Regions from separate parts of the Homo sapiens genome. Here all the other regions are linked to region 2. A link is an interaction called in ENCODE POLR2A ChIA-PET data of the cell type or tissue named here. Cell type or tissue: K562. All regions are shown on one strand. Links, peaks and the distances in the headings refer to the core of each region. The heading gives the core; the rest is flanking DNA.

The links. ChIA-PET counts read pairs that join two places held together with the same protein. Peaks named below come from ENCODE experiments on the same cell type or tissue, not always from the same donor. Only the 100,000 strongest peaks of a DNase experiment are listed, where the experiment ranks them.
Region 1: POLR2A ChIA-PET joins it to region 2 with 7 read pairs; 4 of 35 experiments call an interaction of 5 or more read pairs at or near these places.
Region 3: POLR2A ChIA-PET joins it to region 2 with 5 read pairs; 6 of 35 experiments call an interaction of 5 or more read pairs at or near these places.

The regions. Positions count from the first base shown.
Region 1 is chr1:112,968,710-112,973,914 of GRCh38, forward strand. No RefSeq gene overlaps it. Among named protein-coding and RNA genes, the nearest start is that of SLC16A1-AS1, 15 kb to the left of the region's middle. RefSeq lists an enhancer at 321-821. In K562, for the core only: no CTCF peak of the experiment used is centred there; no DNase peak of the experiment used is centred there.
Region 2 is chr1:112,898,503-112,909,769 of GRCh38, forward strand. All of the region lies in intron 1 of LOC124904342 (a long non-coding RNA gene), which reads left to right. Among named protein-coding and RNA genes, the nearest start is that of MIR11399, 22 kb to the left of the region's middle. RefSeq lists enhancers at 3,793-4,726, 4,727-5,658, 5,565-5,859, 7,662-8,221. In K562, for the core only: no CTCF peak of the experiment used is centred there; DNase peaks (open chromatin) are centred at 5,706 and 6,639.
Region 3 is chr1:112,820,070-112,825,069 of GRCh38, forward strand. It overlaps LINC01356 (long intergenic non-protein coding RNA 1356), which reads right to left. Exons shown (of 7, transcript NR_103746.1): 6 at 3,584-3,685; 7 at 100-472. Among named protein-coding and RNA genes, the nearest start is that of LINC01357, 27 kb to the right of the region's middle. RefSeq lists an enhancer at 1,042-1,771. In K562, for the core only: no CTCF peak of the experiment used is centred there; no DNase peak of the experiment used is centred there.

The DNA of each region.
Region 1 (5,205 bases), core at 206-5,205, 68 kb after region 2:
ACGCCTGTAATCCCAGCACTTTGGGAGGCCGCGGTGGGCAGAACACGAGGTCAGGAGATTGAGGCCATCCTGGCTAACACGGTGAAACCCCGTCTTTACTAAAAAATAGAAAAAATTAGCTGGGCGTGGTGGCGGGCGCCTGTAGTCGCAGCTACTCTGGAGGCTTGAGGCAGGAGAATGGCGTGAACCTGGGAGGCGGAGCTTGCAGTGAGCCAAGATCGCGCCACTACACTCCAGCCTGGGCGACAGAGCGACACTCTGTCTCAAAAAAAAAAAAAGGAAAAAAAGGACTAGGCAGGCAGATGTGGGGTGGGGCAAACAAAACATGGCAGCCAGCAGACCAGTCTATTTCAGCATAGTCTCTGCTGCAGTATTTAAGAAATAGGTAGAGCCAGCCAGGCGCGGTGGTTCACGCCTGTAATCCCAGTACTTTGGGAGGCCGAGGCGGGCGGATCACCTGAGGTCTGGAGTTCGAGACCAGCCTGACCAACATGGAGAAACCGCGTCTCTACTAAAAATACAAAATTAGCCAGGCGTGGTGGCACAGGCCTGTAATCCCAGCTACTTGGGAGGCTGAGGCAGGAGAATCACTTGAACCCAGAAGGCGGAGGTTGTGGTGAGCCCAGATCGTGCCATTGCACTCCATCCTGGGCAACAAGAGTGAAATTCCCCATCTCAAAAACAAAGAGATAGGTAGAGCTGGCCGTGGTGGCTCACGCCTGTAATCCCAGAAGGCTGAGTTCGGTGGATCACTTGAGATCAAGAGTTTGAGACTAGCCTGGCCAACATGGTGAAACCCCATCTCTGCTAAAAAAAAAAAAAAAAATACAAAAATTAGTCGGGCATGGTGGCAGGCATCTGTAATCGCAGCTACTTGGGAGGCTGAGGCAGGAGAATCGCTTGAACCCCAGAGGCAGAGGTTGCAGTGAGTTGAGATCGCGTCACTGCAGTCCAACGACAGAGTAAGACTCTGTCGCAAAAAAAAAAAAAAAAAAAAAGTAGAAAGCAGAACGCTTCTTCCCGGTGCCAAGGGGGATTTATGAAAGATCCCCAAGGAAGAGTTGAATATCAGAATGAGGGTCATTTTGGCAGTCCCATCCCTGTATGGAGACAGTCCTTTCGTTGTTACTTTTGGCAGATGAGGATTTGAGTTTAAGAGACCTGGTTGGGGGGGAGGGGGGAGGGATAGCTTTGGGAGATATACCTAATGCTAAATGACGAGTTAATGGGTGCAGCACACCAGCATGGCACATGTATACATATGTAACCAACCTGCACATTGTGCACATGTACCCTAAAACTTAAAGTATAATAATAATAAAATAAAAAAAAAAGAGAGACCTGGTGGATTTCCGTACAACTTCATAATTTCCCCCTATCCAAGACCCATGGTTCCATTTTTGTCACCGTGGCCACAGTGGCTGAAATGGCTCACTTCATCTTTTGCACTAAACAGCCTTCAGCCCCACACTGCACCGCTAAATGGACAAGTTCTTTTTTCCCTAGTGTCTTAAATTCATGGCCTCAGTCTGAGGCCTTTAGTTTTATACTGCTTTGGGAGAGTCCTCTTTACAGTCTTAGAGATATACATATACCTCTTACTGTTTACCACCACTAATTTAATAGCAAGAAAGAAACTGGAAATCTTGTAGGAATACTCTGTTCCTTTTTTTGTTTTTTGAGACGAAGTCTCACTCTTGTCACCAGGCTGGAGTGCAATGGCGCAATCTTGGGATCTTGGTTCACTGCAACCTCTGCCTCCCAGGTTCAAGTAATTCTCCTGCCTCAGCCTCCCCAGTAACTGGGATTATAGGTGCCTGCCAACACGCCTGGCTAATTTTTATATTTTTAGTAGAGACGAGGTTTCACCATGTTGGCCAGGCTGGTCTCGAACACCTGAACTCAGGTTATCTGCCTGCCTCGGCCTCCCAGTGTGCTGGGATTACAAGTGTGAGCCACTGCGCCTGGCCAAGGAACACTCTTTGTTCTATGCTACCTACTAGGACAGCTAGTCTACTCAGTTACCCCAAAACCAAAAGGATAGTAACTCAACAAGCTCAGAATACACCATTCTGCTTGCAGCCATTGTTTTCACCACTACCCCATTTCCCCCTGCACACATAGCTCATTACCTTGTCACATGTACACTTACTATAGTCACAGCAGGAGCTAGAATCTGGAGATGTTACATGCCACACAAGAGGTCAGTGAGAAGCACAAAACCATACATTGCAAATGGGTAACATATCAGTGTAGCCATCCAAGCAGAGGATTAGGTATGGCCTTCATCTCATGTTCCCATTAGGCTCAGATGGGCTAGATAATGGGGTTTTGCTCCTGTTTCCAATTCAAAGATAGTCAACCTGGGAGCTTTCTAACTCTATCATATGTATTTCATTTGTTTCACCAGTTACTCATTTGATCAACCCAGGGAAGACCATATCATGAATGAAACACAGCCCAAGTATGCTTTAACCATAACGTGGGAGTGCATAATTCAGGCTACCAAGACCATTTAACAGAATCCAGTGGAATGAGGGAAGTCTGGACTACAGGAGTTAGTGGGGGAATTCTCAGTCACTGCAACCATGCTTCTAAACAAAGGCCTTCACCAAGAACCTAGGGCAATCTTATTCCATCTGCCAGAACTTATAGGGATATCACTAAATTATGCTTAGTCAAAATTGGGTAATTTGTAGTTTATAAATACTATAAAACTGATATTTAAATCTAGGTCTACTTAATTCCTAGCTTCTGTTCTTAAGTGCTAGATTATTTTGATTCATTTATTTTGTTCAAAATCTTGACGTTATAGGAAAGGATGGGGATGAGGAGGATGATGAGGCAGGAAAATGCAGAACTGTTTCATAGTCCCAGCGCTGAACCTTTGTACAGGCTGTTTCTTCTTCATATAAAGCACTTCTTGGCCAGGCGTGGTGGCTCACACCTATAATCCCAGCTCTTTGAGAGGCTGAGGTGGGCGGGTCACTTGAGGTCAGGAGTTCGAGACAAGCATGGCCAACATGGTGAAACGCAATCTCTACTAAAAATACAAAAAAATTAGCCCGATGTGGTAGTGTGCCTGTAGTCCCAGCTACTTGGGGGGCTGAGGCAGGAGAATCGTTTGAACCAGGGAGGCAGAGGTTGCAGTGAGCCGAGATCGTGCCACTGCACTCTAGCCTGGGTGACAGAGCGAGACTCCATCTCAAAAAAATAAACAAATTAAAAAAATAAAAAGCACTTCTTCCTTCCACTTGATAAACTGTGTGCAGAATAACATGGAGATGGAGGAGAGGCAGGTAGATTAAGGGGGAGCAGTTTTAGTAATTCTATGATTCAGACCTCTTTTTAATTCAGCTTTCCTGCTAATTAATGTAAATTAGTAAGGTTTCTGCTGGGCGCAGTGGCTCATGCCTGTAATCCCAACACTTTGGGAGGCCAAGGCGGGTGGATCACGAGGTCAAGAGATCGAGACCATGCTGGCTAACATGGTGAAACCTCGTCTCTACTAAAAATACAAAAAAAAATTCGCCAGGCGTGGTGGCAGGCGCCTGTAGTCCCAGCTACTCAGGAGGCTGAGGCAGGAGAATGGCGTGAACCTGGGAACCAGAGCTTGCAGTGAGCCGAGATCACACCTCTGCACTCCAGCCTGAGCGACATAGTGAGACCCCGTCTCAAAAAAAAAAAAAATTAATAAGGTTTCATAATTATTATATTTACCAACCAGGTTCTTTCTACATAATTATTGTTTACCTTCTAATAAATTACTTACAAAGGCCACCTACAAATCCAAATTATATACAAAACGTTTCATTTCCTATTTCCTTCCCAGGGATGCATAATTATTTTGGAAAAATCAGTGGCAGCTGGGCACGGTGGCTCATGCCTGTAATCCCAGCACTCTGGGAGGCCAAGGCAGGCGGATCCATCTGAGGTCAGGAGTTCAAAACCAGCCTGGCCAACATAGTAAAACCCCATCCTTACTAAAAATACAAAAATTAGCTGGGCGTTCTGGTGCACGCCTATAGTCCCAGCTACTCAGGAGGCTAAGGCAGGAGAATCGCTTGAACCCAGGAGGCAGAGATCGCAGTGAGCTGAGATGGTGCCACTGCACTCCAGCCTGGGTGACAGAGCGAGACTGTCTCTTAGGAAAAAAAAAAAAAAAATCATTGGCTTGTAAGTTAAAATCTTTATCTTGCTCTACCTTCTCTGGAATACCTACATCTCTGATGTTTTTTTAACATTACATATTCACAAGCTTTACCAATTCATGGAAAGGATTCCTCTAGGATTTTGGTGGATCTCTTGAAGCACTAAGAACCTCAAGCAAAAATGTATGCAATCTTTGTACTTTAAAATTAAAGCATTTCAACCAGGAGCAGTGGCTCATGCCTGTAGTCCCAGCGCTTTGGGAGGCCAAGGCAGGATGATTGCTTGAGCCTTGGAGTTTGAGACTAGTCTGGCCAACATAGCCAGACCCCGTTTCTTTAAAAGAAAAAAAAAAACAATTAGCTGCATGTGGTGGCACACATGTAGTATCAGCTTTGGGAGGCCCAGATGGGAAGATTGCTTGATCTCAGGAGGTTGAGGCTGCAATGAGCTATGATCATGCCACTGCACTCCAGCCTGGGTGATAGAGCAAGACCCTGTCTCAAAAAAAAATTTTTTTAATAGATAAACATTCAGGCATTCCAAACTCCTAATGTATTGTCTACTATTAAGAATGCATGCTGGCTGAGGCAGGAGTTCAAGACCAGCCTGGCCAACGTGATGAAACCCCATATCTACTAAAATACAAAAATTAGCTGGGCCAGGTGGTGGGTACCTGTAATCCCAGCTACTCAGGAGGCTGAGGCAGGAGAATGTCTTGAACCCGGGAGGCAGAGATTGCAGTGAGCCGAGATCTCGCCACTGCATTCCAGCCTGGGCAACAGAGTAAGACTCCATCTCCAAAAAAAAAAAAAAAAAAAAAAAAAAGAATCTCTGGAATTTAACATTCCTTTAAACTTAAAAAATAAGAAAAAATAAATTAAAAAAAATTAGAAGAATGCATGCTGGGGTCTGCTCAGTGATTCACAAGGCAGGAAATCTCTTGAGCCAAGGAGTTTGAGACCAACCTGGGCAAAGTGGCAAGACCCTGTCTCTACAAAAAAATTAAAAATTAGCAGGGCATGGTGGCACACTTCTGTTGTCCTAGCTACTTGG
Region 2 (11,267 bases), core at 2,650-7,649:
GACGGGGCGGCTGGCCAGGCGGGGGGCTGACCCCCCCACCTCCCTCCCGGACGGGGTGGCTGGCCGGGCTGAGGGGCTCCTCACTTCCCAGTAGGGGCGGCCGGGCAGAGGCGCCCCTCACCTCCCGGACGGGGCGGCTGGCCAGGCGGGGGGCTGACCCCCCCACCTCCCTCCCGGATGGCACGGCTGGCCGGGCGGGGGGGCTGACCCCCTACCTCCCTCCCGGATGGGGCGGCTGGCCGGGCGGGGGGCTGACCCCCCCCACCTCCCTCCCGGACGGGGTGGCTGCCGGGCGGAGACGCTCCTCACTTCCCAGATGGGGTGGCTGCCGGGCGGAGAGGCTCCTCACTTCTCAGACGGGGCAGCTGCCGGGCGGAGGGGCTCCTCACTTCTCAGACGGGGTGGTTGCCAGGCAGAGGGTCTCCTCACTTCTCAGACGGGGCGGCCGGGCAGAGACGCTCCTCACCTCCCAGACGGGGTCTCGGCCGGGCAGAGGCGCTCCTCACATCCCAGATGGGGCGGCGGGGCAGAGGCGCTCCCCACATCTCAGACGATGGGCGGCCGGGCAGAGACGCTCCTCACTTCCTAGATGTGATGGCGGCTGGGAAGAGGCGCTCCTCACTTCCTAGATGGGATGGCGGCCGGGCGGAGACGCTCCTCACTTTCCAGACTGGGCAGCCAGGCAGAGGGGCTCCTCACATCCCAGACGATGGGCGGCCAGGCAGAGACACTCCTCACTTCCCAGACGGGGTGGCAGCCGGGCAGAGGCTGCAATCTCGGCACTTTGGGAGGCCAAGGCAGGCGGCTGCTCCTTGCCCTCGGGCCCCGCGGGGCCCGTCCGCTCCTCCAGCCGCTGCCTCCCGGGCGGCGCTCGCCGGCGCGGCGGCAAAGACTGAGACAGCTCCGCTGCCCGCTGAACTCCATCCTCCCGGCCAAAACCAAGCTTCTTAACAAAGATCCTGAAGTGTTGAGTTTACTAATTTAGTTAGGAACTTTCCAATTTAGCTTTTGCTTTTAACCAGATTATTGAGTTCAGGGTGGAGCTCATTGACAAATAAGGCAGACAAAGCATTTTCTGTGTCTGGGCTCAGCATACATAGCTCTGAGCTTAATAATTTGACTAGGGCATAAAGGTGGTTAAAGAAGCAAACTTGACTGACTTGAGGGCTTAACTTTTATAAACAGTTTTTCTGGCTTTCTTTTAAACCATCAGGGTGGGATGGTCACTAAGTAAACAGGTTAGCAGATTCGATTTTTCTTATCAGTTTGTTGCTTAAAGCTTTTCATTTGCCTTTTTAAAGGAGACCTTTAGAGAAGCAATTTTTTGAAACCTAAAATCTGGTTAGAGGCTTCTGTGTATCGAAAATAGGCATCTCATCTGTTTGTCTAATTTGAGAGCCCTTACTTTCAAATGTGCTTCTTAGATGGATAATCTTGTCCATCTGGAATGTTCTCTATAATGTCCCCTGTAATTCTAAATTGTCTTTGATAAAATTTCACCACTTTTTGGCCAGGCACAGTTGTTCATGCCTATAATCCCAGCACTCTGGGAGGCTGAGGCAGGAGGATTGCTTGAGCCCAGGAATTCGAGACCAGCCCGAGCAATGCAGTGGGACTCCATCTCTACAAAAATGTTTTTAAATTAGCCAGGTGTGGTGATGTGCACTTGTGGTCCTAGCTACTCAAAAGGCTGAGGTGGAAGGAATCACTTAAGTCTTGGAAGTCAAGGCTGCAGTGAGCCATTATCATGCTACTGCACTCCAGCTTGGGTGACAGAATGAGACTCTGAAAAAAAAAATCACCATTTTTGTTAGAATTTACAGCTTCCAAGATGAAAATTTTTGTACATAAAAAGGCAGGCACGGGTGTGGTGGCTCAAGCCTGTAATCCCAGCACTTTGGGAGGCTGAGGCAGGCAGATCACCTGAGGTCGAAAGTTCAAGACAAGCCTGACCAACATGGAGAAACCCCGTCTCTACTAAAAATACAAAATTAGCTGGGCATGGTGGCGAATTCCTATAATCCCAGCTACTCGGGAGGCTGAGGCAGGAGAATCGCTTGAACCCAGGAGGCGGAGGTTGCCGTGAGCTGAGATTGTGCCATTACACTCCAGCCTGAGTGACAGAGCAAGACTCCTCTCAAAAAAATAAATAAATAAAAATAAAAAGTAAAACGCAGGCATACTGGAAGGTGGAGTCCTAAGTTGTTTAGCATATTGGGTTTCTCAGATGAGATGCCTATTTTCTCAATATGAGAGCTGAGATAAAAGCCTAAGAGGGAAATGTCAAGAGGTTGGGTCGTGTGATGTTTTCAGTGTTTCTTTTTGCAAGGAAATTTTCTTAAGGCTCATGGGTAACCTAGCGTCAAACTAAACCTTATCCTTTCTTTTTCTTTCTTTCTTTCTTTCTTTCTTTTTTTTTTTTTGAGACTGAGTTTTGCTCTTGTTGCCCAGGACGGAGTGCAATGGCGCGATCTCGGCTCACCACAACGTCTGCCTCCTGGGTTCAAGGGATTCTCCTGCCTCAGCCTCCCAAGTAGCTGGGATTACAGGCATGCGCCACCACACCCAGCTAATTTTGTATTTTTAGTAGGGACGGGGTTTCTCCATGTTGGTCAGGCTGGTCCCCAACTCCTGACCTCAGGTGATTCACCCACATCACCCTCCCGAAGTGCTGGGATTACAGATGTGAGCCACAATGCCTGGCCAGCTTATCCTTTCAGTAGTTACATATTTAGGTGATAGGTGATCTAACAGCTTTTGGGTGCCCTTCCCATACCTGTCAATTAAGTTGTGGTTTGGCACCAAGATTCCTTAGCCAACATAGCCAATGATCTTTCCCTACCTTAGTGTGCAAGAAAAAGAAACAAAGAGGAGATAACCCAAATCCCTGTGAATTTCTGAAAAATAGTGTCTAACACCCCCTGCAGTAACTGCCATTTGCTGCAATCACTGTCAGTTATCTTTAAAAGTGTGATTCTTTGGTAGCGATGCAACAATCACCAAAAGTCCCAAAGATCATTTACTCTGCTACAACACAACCTTTGGCACCCAAAAGCCAAAATAATCAGGAGCTCAAATACAAAGAGTTGGCCCTGGTAGGAACTTACTCATGACATTGGGAGCACTGTGAGGAAGTCAGGGGACTCTAAAGGAGTAAGGAGCACCTTATCTGCATCCTTCAGTGGCCTCAGGGTCATCAGCCTTCTTCAAGTCCTTTCATGTTCACCAGAACTGTTAGAAAATTTCAATAAATTTAGTCTAAAGATCGAGTTGGTTTTTATTAGCAATTCATAAATCAAACAGCATCTCATCTAAAAATAGGTAAGTGCTCTGCTAGGATGGCAAACCAGTTTTTGTTTTTGTTTTTTTTTTTTTTTTTTTTGAGATGGAGTCTTGCTCTGTCACCAGGCTGGAGTGTTAGTGGTATGATCTTGGCTCACTGCAACCTCCACCTCCCGGGTTCAAGTGATTCTCCTGCCTCAGCCTCCTGAGTAGCTGGGACTACAGGCACGTGCCACCATGCCCAGCTAATTTTTGTATTTTTAGTAGAGATGGGGTTTCACCATGTTGGCCAGGATGGTCTCTCAATCTCTTGACCTCATGATCTGCCCGCCTCGGCTTCCTAAAATGCTGGGATTACAGGTGTGAGCCACCATGCCCAGCCTAACAGTTGGTTTTTATAAGATAGCTAGAGCAGGAGTGAGGAAACAATAATACCAAAAGCAGATTGTTAACATCAGGTTACTTCAGGTTACTTTCCTTGTAAGGGTTAAAGGAGGAGACTTCCTTAACATGCTGGTTCAGGTTGACTGGGCCTCTTCAGACTGGTTGCTATGAATCTTCTGTTTTTAGGAAAAATTGGTCTAATGGGGAATTTTCTTGCTTCCTTAAAGTTTCAACTTGATTGCATGACACTTAGCATAAGTGACTCCATTTTAATTTGTTTTGTTGGGGCCTAGTGCAGGAGCTCAGTCCAAAACAATGGCTTCCCATACATTTTATTTTACACCTTTACAATAAATGGGTAAATGTAAGTAAAGCATTTCCCTTAATTCTGTGAGCCACTCTAGCAAGTGATTGAACCCAAGAAAGGGTCTAATTTGTAAAACCTCTAATTTGTAGCTAAGTTGGACAGAAGTTGTGAGTAACATGAAGGTCTACTATTTGCAGTTGGAGTGTGAACGTGTGGAACTGAGTCTTTTTTTTTTTTTTTTTGAGACAGGGTCTCACTTTGTCACCTAGGCTTGAGTGGAGTGGCGCAATCTTGGCTCACTGCAACCTCCACCTCCTGGGTTCAAGCAACTCTCCTGCCTCAGCCTCCCAAGTATTTGAGATTACAGGCGTGCGCCACCATGCCCGGCTAATTTTTTGTATTTTTAGTAGAGATGGGGTTTCACCATGTTGCCCAGGCTGGTCTGGAACTCCTGAGCTCAGATGATCCACCCACCTTGGCCTTCCAAAGTGATTGGATTACAGGCGTGAGCCACCACGCCTGGCCTGGAACTGAGTCCTTAATCTGTGTGATCTGACACTATACCTAGGTAGATAGTATCAGAATTGAGTTTAGTTGTAAGACTCTCGGTGTCTGCAGAAAATTGGAGAATTGCTTGATGTGGAGAAAAATCCCTACACATTTGATCACAGGAGTGTTCTATGTTCAGTGTGAGTATAGAGAAAAATAATTTGCTTTTCCTATTCAGTAGCCCACAGGCCCACTGGGATCTCCTCTGTTTTCTGCCCTTCATCAGACTTGGGCTTGGGAAACACTCTGCCTTTGTTCACTTCAGTCTCCGAAATTTGGCCTGTGGACTTTTAGGGTCCTCATCATGCTATGTTGTAAGCACTGATTTCCTTTTCATGCCACCAACAGATTTAAAGCTTCTTAAAAATACAGACCAGGCTTTATTCAGCTTTTTATCTTAACCTAGCCCAGGGCCTGGCACACAGTCTGTGTTTAACAATGCTTGGCTGTCAGTTCTACCATGGTTCCTACATAGCTTTCTCTGGATGCTTTTCTCCAGGAGAAATGCAGCACTATTTTTCTCTACCTGGTTGAAATGCCACTTCCTGCAGAAGCTTCCCCAGGCCCTAAAATCACATGGCATACTTTGTGTGTGGTTCCCTCTCATCTCAAGAAGTTCACAGTTTCGTAGGGATTTAGAAGAGCAAACTAACATGTACAATGCACTGCAGTGCTAGGAAAAATTGTGAAAGACTTTTAAATGGGCAAGTAATGACTGGGTGTCTTTCAATGGAATGATGTGTGTTACAATTCTACCCTACAAAAGTGCTGGACTGTTTTATAACTCTGTAGAAATGAAGGTTAATGGGGAGGCCTGATGATGGTGTAGATGTTTTCTGTCTAGAGCTGGATGCAGGATGCAAACAACTCTGTTCATGGCAATGCAACTAAATACATTTTGTCCAGTACAGAACAAACCGCCCAAGGGGTTCACCTTGCCCTCTGCCTAGACAGAGCATTCATCAAGACAGAGGAATTGCAATAGAGAAAGAGTAATTTACACAGAGCCAGCTGTGTTGGAGACCAGAGTTTTATTATTACTCAAATCAGTCTCCCCAAGTATTCAGGGAGCAGAATTTTTAACGATAACTTGGTGGGTGGGGGAAAGCCAGTGAGCCAGGAGTGCTGATTTGTCAGAGATGAAATCGTAGGGAGTCGGAGCTGTCTTCTTGCACTGAGTCACTTCCTGGGTGGGGGCTACAAGATCAGTTGAGCCAGTTTTTCAATTGGGTGGTGCCAGATGATCCATCAAGTGCCGAGTCTGCAAAATATCTCAAGCACTGATCTTAGGAGCAGTTTAGGAAGGGTCAGAATCTTGTAGCCTCCAGCTGCATGACTCCTAAACCACAATTTCTAATCTTGTGGCTAATGTTAGTCCTACAAAGGCAATCTAGTCCCCAGGCAAAAAGGAGGTCTGCTTTGGGAAAGAGCTGTCTTTGTTTAAACTATAAACTAAGCTTCTCCCAAAGTTAGTTCGGCCTATACCCAGGAATGAACAAGGACAGCTTGGAGGTTAGAAGCAAGATGGAGTCTGTTAAGTTAGATCTCTTTGGCTGTCTCAGTCATAATTTGGCAAAGGCAGTTTTATAAGTAAAATTCCATTTTAAACAGTTATAAAATCCTACTAGTTTCCTCCTTAATTCATGATTTAAATAAATGTATGTTCATTCTCTGTGTGAGTTATGCTTTTATCATTTTGAAAACTATTCTTTAATAGTGGTATCTGTGAAAGAGTAAGCAAAATTAATACACAGTGAGCATTTATTCCATGTCAGGCACTATGCTAAGGGTTTTATAGATTTAATCATCATGGCGACCCTGTAAGTTAAGTTCTATTATTAGTTCCATTTTACAGATCTGGAAACCAAGGCCTAGAGATTAAGTAACTTTCCTAAGGACCCAGAGCTAGTAAGTGGCCTGAGATTTGAGACCTGAGATTTGAAAGACTTGCATTGTAACTGCACTTCAGTCAAGAGGGCAATTGAAATGAAATTGTGGGATCAGGTAAGGCTTCCAAATTTCGGAGGATAAGGTGTTGGTGCAGAGGGAAAAGAAGGGCGGGGCTTTCAGGTACAGGTCAGCCCTAAGAAATGCAGTTGGCCTGGAGAGCAGGGTGTGGGCTGAGGAGTGGTAAGAGATAAGGCTGAAGGAAACTTCAGGAGTTTCCTTCACAGAGGAAGGAAATCACGGAGAGCTCTGTGAGGCCAGAAGCCAAGGAGTTTGGACTTTATCCTCAAACTACAGTATTTTAAGCAGAAAAAAAAGACATGATTAGATTGAGTTGTATTATTTTTATCTTTATTGCTTTTGTTTGTAGTTATAAAAGAGGTATAGGCTTTTTTTAAATTGTTGTTAAAACAAAACAAAACATGGAGAAATTTGGCCCTTCTAGAAAAATTATTTTGGCAGCACTGTTGAGGCTCGATCCGAAGTGGTGAGTGAGAAAAGAGGGAAGCTGTTGGAAACTAAGCCAATAGCAAGAAAAACGAAGAGGAGGGGATGGAAAGGAGAAACAGTAAGCTAGCTGAATCTACAGGATTTGGCAACTGTGGCATGTCGGGGGTAGGAAAGGGTGGGAAGGAGGGGCTAGTGCACAGGGAGAGCCCCATCAAAGTACCTAGCTCAGAAAACCTACTGCAGGCCTGGTTACTCATTCTTAGCATGTAAGAACTGAGATAGTACTTGAAATTTAAAGCGAAAAGCATTGATATCAAGTTTGTACAACACCCATTCTAAAAAGCATATACAAATAGAGCCTGACCAAAGTACCCAGGCCTTTTTTTTTTTTCTTTTTTGGCCTCAAGGTGGTTAGAAGCGGGAGACAAAAAAGGGTGTTGAGAAAGGAAAAGAAAGATAAATCACAAAGACTATAACCATTTAAACCTTCTGTTGACAATTACGCACATACAGATTGTCAGCACACCAGGTGACTTTTAATCCCGGTCCAGTTCCCCTCCTGGCCCTCTTAATGGCTTCTGGCCACTTCCTCTTGGGATCTGGCCAGAGTAAGCTCAGGAAATGCAAAGTTTTAATTCTGGAATCAGTAAAGCATATTAGGAAAGGAAATCCACAAGTGAAAAAAACATCACATTATGCATTTTGAAGCCAAGGGACAGAATCAGATTGTAAATTTGTGGGGACAGGAACCATTTTACACATTTTGGTGCAGAACTCAGGGATTGGTTTAGCCATTATTCCCCCTCAGGTTCACCCAGGATTTGGTCTCTTGCATTCTTGTATGATTCCAAAGCTTCCATCCAGCACAACCTTCAGCTCTAGCAGTTAAGCTGTCTGCAGTCCCGCTTTGTGCTCCCTGACAGCAGGGGAGGATAACCCGCCAAGATGAAGGCCCAGATAAAGAGTCAGTATCTTTAATTATACTCACTTCCCTAGGATTTTGCAGGATCAGATGATAGAATATATTTGAAAGGCCTTTGTAAAATTGGATGAGCTATACAATCACTAGCTGTTCTTTATTCATTGTTGTTCTGGTTGATGACCTAACTGATACTTGCTACACTGCATTGCAGAATGTTCAAGGAGATTCAGATTTTTACAATGACTATGCACTTAATATATTAATGTTACTATGTGCTCAATGGTGTGCTGTGTACTTTCACATGTAATCCTCAAAATAATTTTATCATGTTTATCAAAGATCAGATAGATTAACTTGCTCAAAAACATAATTTTTGATTTTTTATGCTCTCCCAAGATTGGATTAGGTTTTGCCATGTGTTACCACACCACAGAAGTTACTACATATCTTCCCCACTACACTAGAAGCTGTGGGTGCTAGGAACTATATTTTGTTCACTGCATTATGCCCTCTATCCAGCTAATGGAGCCAGGCACAAAACATACATGCTACAAAAAATAGTTAGGGTGAATGAATGAAGGCTGATTTTATATCCATTGCTCTATTCTGAAAACTACTGTTTTCTTAATAACTTACTGTTCATCATCTATTTTTCCCTACTAGAATGTAAGATACTTGTGAAAACATATCATTTGTTTTATTCACTGCTGGATTCTCAAAGTCTGGAACAATGCCTGGGATATACTAAGTGTCCAATAAATATCTGTTGGTGAATGAACAAACGATAGCCACGTGGACAAGCAAATTCCACCTCTTTTTGTCTATCACTATATTTTTTCTTTTTCTTTTCTTTTTTTTTTTTTGCGATGGAGTTTCACTCTTGTTGCCCAGGCTGGAGTGGAATGGCGTGATCTCACCACAACCTCTGCCTCCTGGGTTCAAGCGATTCTCCTGCCTCAGCCTCCCTAGTAGCTGGGATTATAGGCATGCGCCACCATGCCTGACTAATTTTGTATTTTTAGTAGAGATGGGGTTTCTGAATGTTGGTCAGGCTGGTCTCGAACTCCCGATCTCGGGTGATCCGCCCGCCTTGGCCTCCCAAAGTGCTGGGATTACAGACAAGAGCCACCATGGCTGGCCTTGTATTTTCTTTTTTCTGATGCTGATCTCAATAAGATAACGCTCAAGAACAACACAACACTGTGATGTGGGTGAGCGGCTGAGAGCTGAACACTCTGGCTTCCTGAGGTAAATACTTGCAGCTGAATGATGATTAGAAAGGAACCACAGGAATGCTGTCTCCAAGAGCACTGCCTGCAAGAAGAAGGCACAGGTGGCCAGCACTGGTGGCCTGTGGACTCTACACTTCACAGCTTTGGTCCAGCACCAGCAAAATAGTGATGCAAGACTATTGTGCTCTTGAGTTCCATGTCACACTCACCTCTCTTTCACCAGAATGCAACTCTTGGAGAAGCAGAAAAAGTAATGTGCTTATAACAATTAGCTTGATTTTCTTAGGAATCAAGTGTCTCTTGCTAGAACTCTTCTAGATCACATGCATAGTTTTTTCTTTCTGTAAACCAGTAGTATATGGTATGTTGTTTTCTTTTAGTATAAAAGTAACCATCGTATTAAGAAAATTCTGAATATGGAAAAAACATAGAAAACAGTCACCTAATTTTACCACACTAACAAAATTATGATTGGTATATATGTGCATTTTCTTTTTCCCTGTGCTTGTGTATGTATGTATTAGGCATATATATCTACACATATCATACTAGGTTTTTTTTTTTTTTTGAGACAGAGTTTCACTCTTGTTGCCCAGGCTGGAGTGCAATGGCATGATCTTGGCTTACCACAACCTCCACCTCCCGGGTTCAAGCGATTCTCCTGCCCCAGCCCTCTGAGTAGCTGGGATTACAGGCATGCACCACCACACCCGGCTAATTTTGTATTTTTATAGAGACAGGGTTTCTCCATGTTGGTCAGGCTGGTCTGGAACTCCTGACCTCAGGTGATCTGCCTGCCTTGGCCTCCCAAAGAGCTGGAATTACAGGCGTGAGCCACCACATCAGGCCTAGTTTGTGTTTTTTCACTTAATATTATGCCGTTTTTGTATCAAAGGGACTTCATAACCATATCCATCTAACTACTTATTAAGGCCAGGTGCAGTGGCTCATGTCTGCAATCCCAACACTTTGGGAGGCCCAGGCAGGAGGATTGCTTGAATTCAAGAGTTGGAGACCAGCCTAAGCAACACAGTAAGATCCAGTCTCTATAAAAGTTATAGTTATGAGGTCAGGAGTTCGAGATCAGCCTGGCCAACATGGTGAAATCCTTTCTCTACTAAAAAAATACAAAATTAGCTGGGTGTGGTGGCATGTGCCTGTAATCCCAGGTACTCAGGAGGCTGAGAAAGGACAATTGCTTGAACCCGGGAGGCAGAGAGCTGAGATTGCGCCACTGCACTCCAGCCTGGGTGACAGAGCAAGACACCATCTCACACACACAAAAAAGTTATAGTTAATCCCAGCTACTTGGGAGGCTGAAGTGGGTGGATTGCTTGACCCTGAAAGGTTGAGGCTGCAGTGAGCAGTGACTGATAGTGCCACCTCATTCCAGCCTGGGCAACAGAGTGAGACCCTGTCTCCAAACAAAACAAAACAAAACAAAACAAAACAAAAACAAAAACAAAAAACAAAAAAAAACACTGATACCCAACGTAAGAATTTTTCAAAGAAATTGACAATTTCAAAGACAGGCAAAAACTTTCTTAGAAAAATTTCAAAATCTGAAATTTTTAGGAAAAACGAGTTCCTCGTGCTTGATACATCTTACAATATTGCCTTCCCAAAATGTTATACCAATTTACTCAGCCACCAATAGGTAATAATTTATCATTTAAACTGTCATGATGTAGTAGGGAAAATAGATATTTCATCAACCTTTCCATTTGCATTTAAATACATTGCTAGGGATAAAGGACTTTAGCCAAGATTATTTACTAGTTTTATTTCTTCTCTTATAGAATCATTAGTTATTGAGGGGAAAAAAGTTTATCTGCTACTAGTACGGCATCTTTTCCCTATGGAGGGGACTGTGGTATTAGAGTAGAAAGACTAAGGACTTTGATATTCAAATCCATCTTACGTGAAAAGCCGGTATATATGAACCATTTGGTGAAGTGTTAGTTTCATCCGTTCATTTACCAAAAAAAGACCAATACATTGGGAAGACAAAAAGGAGAAGCTGATCAAAAAGGAGTATTTAATTGTTTAGCTAATATTCTTAAGAGTCACTCCAAAACCATCCACTGCAAGTAAGAGTCCACTTCAGGAATTCTCATAGCCTTTTTACCCCTAAGCATGAACTTTTTAAATAGTCAAGTGCATACACTTATTAACCTTCTTGACAACCCTAGCG
Region 3 (5,000 bases), core at 1-5,000, 81 kb before region 2:
CTCCTCTGCTGTTAATCTTATATAAACGTGGTACATTTGTCAATTTACCATTGGTACAATACTAAATTTCACTCGCCGTGTGAAGAGACCACCAAACAGGTTCTGTGTGAGCAACAAGGCTGTTTATTTCACCTGGGTGCAGGTGGGCTGAGTCCAAAAAGAGTCAGTGAATGGAGATAGGGGTGGGGCCGTTTTATAGGATTTGGGTAGGTAGTGGGAAATTACAGTCAAAGGGGATTGTTCTCTGTTAGGCAGGAGTGGGGGTCACAAGGTGCTCAGTGGGGGAGCTTTTGAGCCAGGATGAGCCAGGAGAAGGAATTTCACAAGGTAATGTCATCAGTTAAGGCAGGCACGCGCCATTTTCACTTCTTTTGTGATTCTTCAGTTACTTCAGGCCATCTGGATGCATACATGCAGGTCACAGGGGATATGATGGCTTAGCTTGGGCTCAGAGACCTGATATTCCTGTCTTCTTATATTAATAAGAAAAATAAAACAAAATAGTGGTAAAGTGTTGGGATGGTAAAAATTTTTCGGGGGGTGGTATGGAAAGATAATGGATGATGTTTCTCAGGGTTGCTTCTAGCGGGATTAGGGGTGGCATGGGAACCTAGAGTGGGAGAGATTAAGCTGAAGGAAGATTTTGTGGTAAGGGGTGATATTGTGGGGTTGTGAGAAGAAACAGTTGTCATATAGAATGATTGGTGATGGCCTGGATACAGTTTTGTTATGAATTGAGAAACTAAACAGAAGACACAAGGTCCAAATAAGAGAAGGAGAAAAACAGGTATTAAATGACTAAGAATTGGGAGGACCTAGGACATCCAATTAGAGAGTGCTCAAGGGGGTTCAGCATAGCCCTGCCAGCAAAGATTATTTATTTACTTTAAGAGTTAAGAGTGGCGGTTTGGGGATAGCACCAGGAGATATCAGCTGTGATGGCTTGGAGAAACAGTGTAAACCGGCAGTGTAAAGAAGAGCAGGGCATTTATGAGTAGTTGATAATGGTGAATAGGAGTATGACTAGACAGAAGACAGTAGGGATGACAAGTTTTTGGGGTGCAGTCCAAGTTGGTCTGATGTCTGGAATGAGACTGGGGCCTAATAAAAGGAGCATCTATACAGGAGCTCAAATGGGCTGTACCCTGTAACATTTTGAGGACAAGCCCGAATTCTGAGAAGGGAAAGTGGTAAAAGTATCCAGTCCTTTTTAAGTTGGTGGCTGAGCTTGGTGAAGTGTGTTTTAAAAAGACCGTTAGTTCACTGAACACCAAGAGCCTGAGAAACTGCTTGGGTGATTTGACTAATAAAGGCCTGTCCGTTATCGGACTGTATAGAGGTGGAAAAGCCAAACGAGGAATTATGTCTGACAGAAGGGAAGAAATGACCACAGTGGCTTTCTCATACCCTGTGGGAAAGGCCTCCACCCATCCAGTGAAAGTGTCTACCCAGACCAAGAGGTATTTTAGTTTCCTGACTCGGGGCATATGAGTAAAGTCAATTTGCCAGTTCTGGACGGGGGCCCGAGCTTCATGTGTAGGGAAGGGAGGGGGCCTGAACAATCCCTGAGGAGTAGTAGAATAGCAGCTGGAACACTGAGAAGTGATTTCCTTGAAGATAGATTTCCACAATGGAAAGGAAATGAGAGGTTCTAAGGGGTGGGCTAGTGGCTTGTAACCTACATGGAAGAGGTTATGAAATGATGACAGAATAGAATGGGCCTGTGAGGCTGGAAGGAGATATTTCCCTTGGTCTGAGAACCATTTGCCTTGTGTGGGAAGAGATTGACAGGTGGAAGTTTTAGTGGGGGAGTAGGTGGGAGTGGCCAGATGAGAAGGAGAAAAACTGCCCTGAGGGATAGAAGTTGGAACACTAGCTGTTTTTTTAGCTACCTTATCAGCATAAGAATTGTCCTCAGTGAGGGGATCTGATGCCTTTTGATGGCCCTTGCAGTGAATGACTCCAGCTTCCTTTGGAAGTAGAGCAGCTTTGAGAAGAGTTTTTATTAAAGAGGCATTAATGATGGAGGACCCTTGTGTAGTGAGGAAATTTCTTTCAACCCATATAACAGCATGGTGGTGCAGTATATGGAAGGCATATTTAGAGTCAGTATAAATATTGACGCGTAGTCCTTTTGCAAGAGTGAGGGCTCGAGTTAAGGTAATGAGTTTGGCTTGCTGAGAGGTAGTGGGGTGGGGGCAGAAAGTATATGCATCAGGTGTGAGGAAGAAAATCGATTTTGGAAGTTATGAGAACTGTAGAGAGTGAATTGAGCATAGTTTGTGATTTTTAGGGCCTCTAAAAGTATTAAAGCAGTGGCAGCCGCTGCATGCAGACACGATGGCCAGCCTAAAACAGTAAGGTCAAGTTGTCTGGACAGAAAGGCTACAGGGCACGGTCTGGCTCTTGTGTAAGAATTTCAACCACACAGCCCTGCACTTCGGTTGTGTGTAATGAAAAGGGAGTGATGAGTTAGGGAGAGCTAGTGTGGGAGCTGTTTTTTAAGGAATGGAAAGGAAAGTAGGGAAAGGATATAGGATCTATGGGGTCAGCTAGGTTTATCTAGAACAGAATAATGGGTTGTAGAGGGAGGTATTGAGGATAGGAGAGTATATGGGTTTGGCACCACGGGGTGGATAGGCAAAACAATTTGGTTTTGGTTGATAAGACTCAGATCCTGAACTAAACTGTAAGGCTTGTCCAGTTTTAGGACAGGTAAAATGGGGAAATTGTAAGGAGAGTTTACAGGCTTTAAAAGGCCGTGCTGTAACAGGTGAGTGATAACAGGCTTTAATCCTTTTAACACGTGCTGTGGGATGGGATATTGGCATTGAGTGGGGTAAGGGTGATTAGGTTTCAATGGGATGGTAAGGGGTGCATGATCAGTTGCCAAGGAGGGAGTAGAGGTGTCCCATACCTGTGGATTGAGGTGGGGAGATACAAGGGGAGGATGTGAAGGAGGCTTTGAACTGGGGAAAAGGGCAGCAATGAGGTGTGGCTGTGGCCTAGGAATAGTCAGGGAAGCAGATAATTTAGTTAAAATGTCTCGACCTAATAAGGGAGCTGGGCAGGTGAGGATAACTAAAAAGGAGTGCATAAAAGAATATTGTCCAAGTTGGCACCAGAGTTGGGGAGTTTTAAGAGGTTTAGAAACCTGGCCATCGGCCGGGCACGGTGGCTCATGCCTGTAATCCCAGCACTTTGGGAGGCCGAGGCGGGTGGATCACGAGGTCAGGAGATTGAGACCATCCTGGCTAACACGGTGAAACCCCGTCTCTACTAAAAATATAAAAAATTAGCTGGGCGTAGTGGCGGGGGCCTGTAGTCCCAGCTACTCGGGAGGCTGAGGCAGGAGAATGGCGTGAACCCCGGAGGTGGAGCTTGCAGCGAGCCGAGATTGCACCACTGCATTCCAGCCTGGGCGACAGAGCCAGACTCCATCTCAAAAAAAAAAAAAAAAAAAAAAAAGAAACCTGGCCATCAATACCCACAACAGTTATGGAGTCAAGGGAAACAGGCCCTTGAAAGAAGGTAATGTGGAGTTGGGTAGCCTCTGTATTGATTAAGAAGAGGACGGACTTACCCTCCACTGTAAGAGTTATCCAAAGCTGGGCATCTGTGATGGTCCAGGGGGCTTCCAAAGTCATCTGGCAGCATCAGTCTTCAGCCGCTAAGCTGAGAAGATCTGGGAAGGAGTAAGAGAGCCTTGAGCCAGAGTTCCAGGGGCTCTGAGAGTGGCTGCCAGGTAAATTGAACAGTCCAATTTTCAGTGGGATCCTGCACAGATGGGACATGGCTTAGGAGGAATCCCAGGCTGCAGGAATTCCTTGGCCCAGTGGCCAGATTTCTAGCACTCATAGCAAGCTCCTGGGGAAGGAGGTTCTGGATGAACCCCTGGCAGCTGCGGTTCATCCAGAACCTCATCCAGGTGTTTGGATTTCTTGTGTGCTGGAGATGTGGCTGGGGTTTGTCTCACAGTGGAGGCAAAGAATTGCAACTCAGAAATACATTGCTACTTGGCTGCCTCTACTCTATTATTGTACACCTTGAAGGCAAGGTTAACTAAGTCCTGTTGTGGGGCTTGAGGGCCAGAATTTAATTTTTGGAGCTTTATTTAATGTCGGGAGCAGATTGGGTGATAAAATAAAATGCATATTGAGAATAAGATGGCCTTCTGACTTTTCAGGGTCTAGGGCTGTAAAGCATCTCAGGGTTGCTGCCAAACGGGCCACGAACTAGGCTGGGTTTTTATATTTGATGAAAAAGAGCCTAAACATTAACTGATTTGGGAGAGATCGGATAAAGAAAAAGGAGGATTAACCTTCACTATGCCTTTAGCTACAGCCACCTTTTTAAGAGGAAATTGCTGGGCAGGTTGGGGAGGGCTAGTCACAGAACGAAACTGGAAACTGTAAGCCAGACCAGGTGTAAGGAGGGGAGGTGATAAAAGGATTATAGGGTGGGGGACCGGAGGCTGAGGAAAAATTGGGACCTAGCTCGGCCTGGTGAGGAGCAGCCTGGGGAGGAGGGGAGAGGTCAGATGGGTCTGTAGAAAAGGAAGATTGGAAAGACTCAGCGATGCTTGGGGTTGGGACTGAGGGGACAAGGCGGGAGGGAAAGAAGCAAGATTTGGGACAAGTTGCATTGAGAACAGAGACTAGGGAGGGACCGATATGTAAAAGAATGCCTGGACGTCAGGCACCTCAGACCATTTGCCCATTTTACAACAAGAATTATTTAGATCTTGTAGGATGGAAAAATCAAAAGTGCCATTTGCTGGCTATTTGGAACCACTGTGGAGTTTGTACTGGGGTCAAGTGGCATGGCAGAAGAAAATAATGCATTTAGGTTTTAGGTCAGGTGTGAGTTGAAGAGGTTTTAAGTTCTTGAGAACACAGGCTAAGGGAGAAGAAGGAGGAATGGAGGGTGGAAGGTTGCCTATAGTGAAGGAGGCAAGTCCAGAGAAAAGACAGGGTAGAGACATGGAGAGAAGGGGTGGG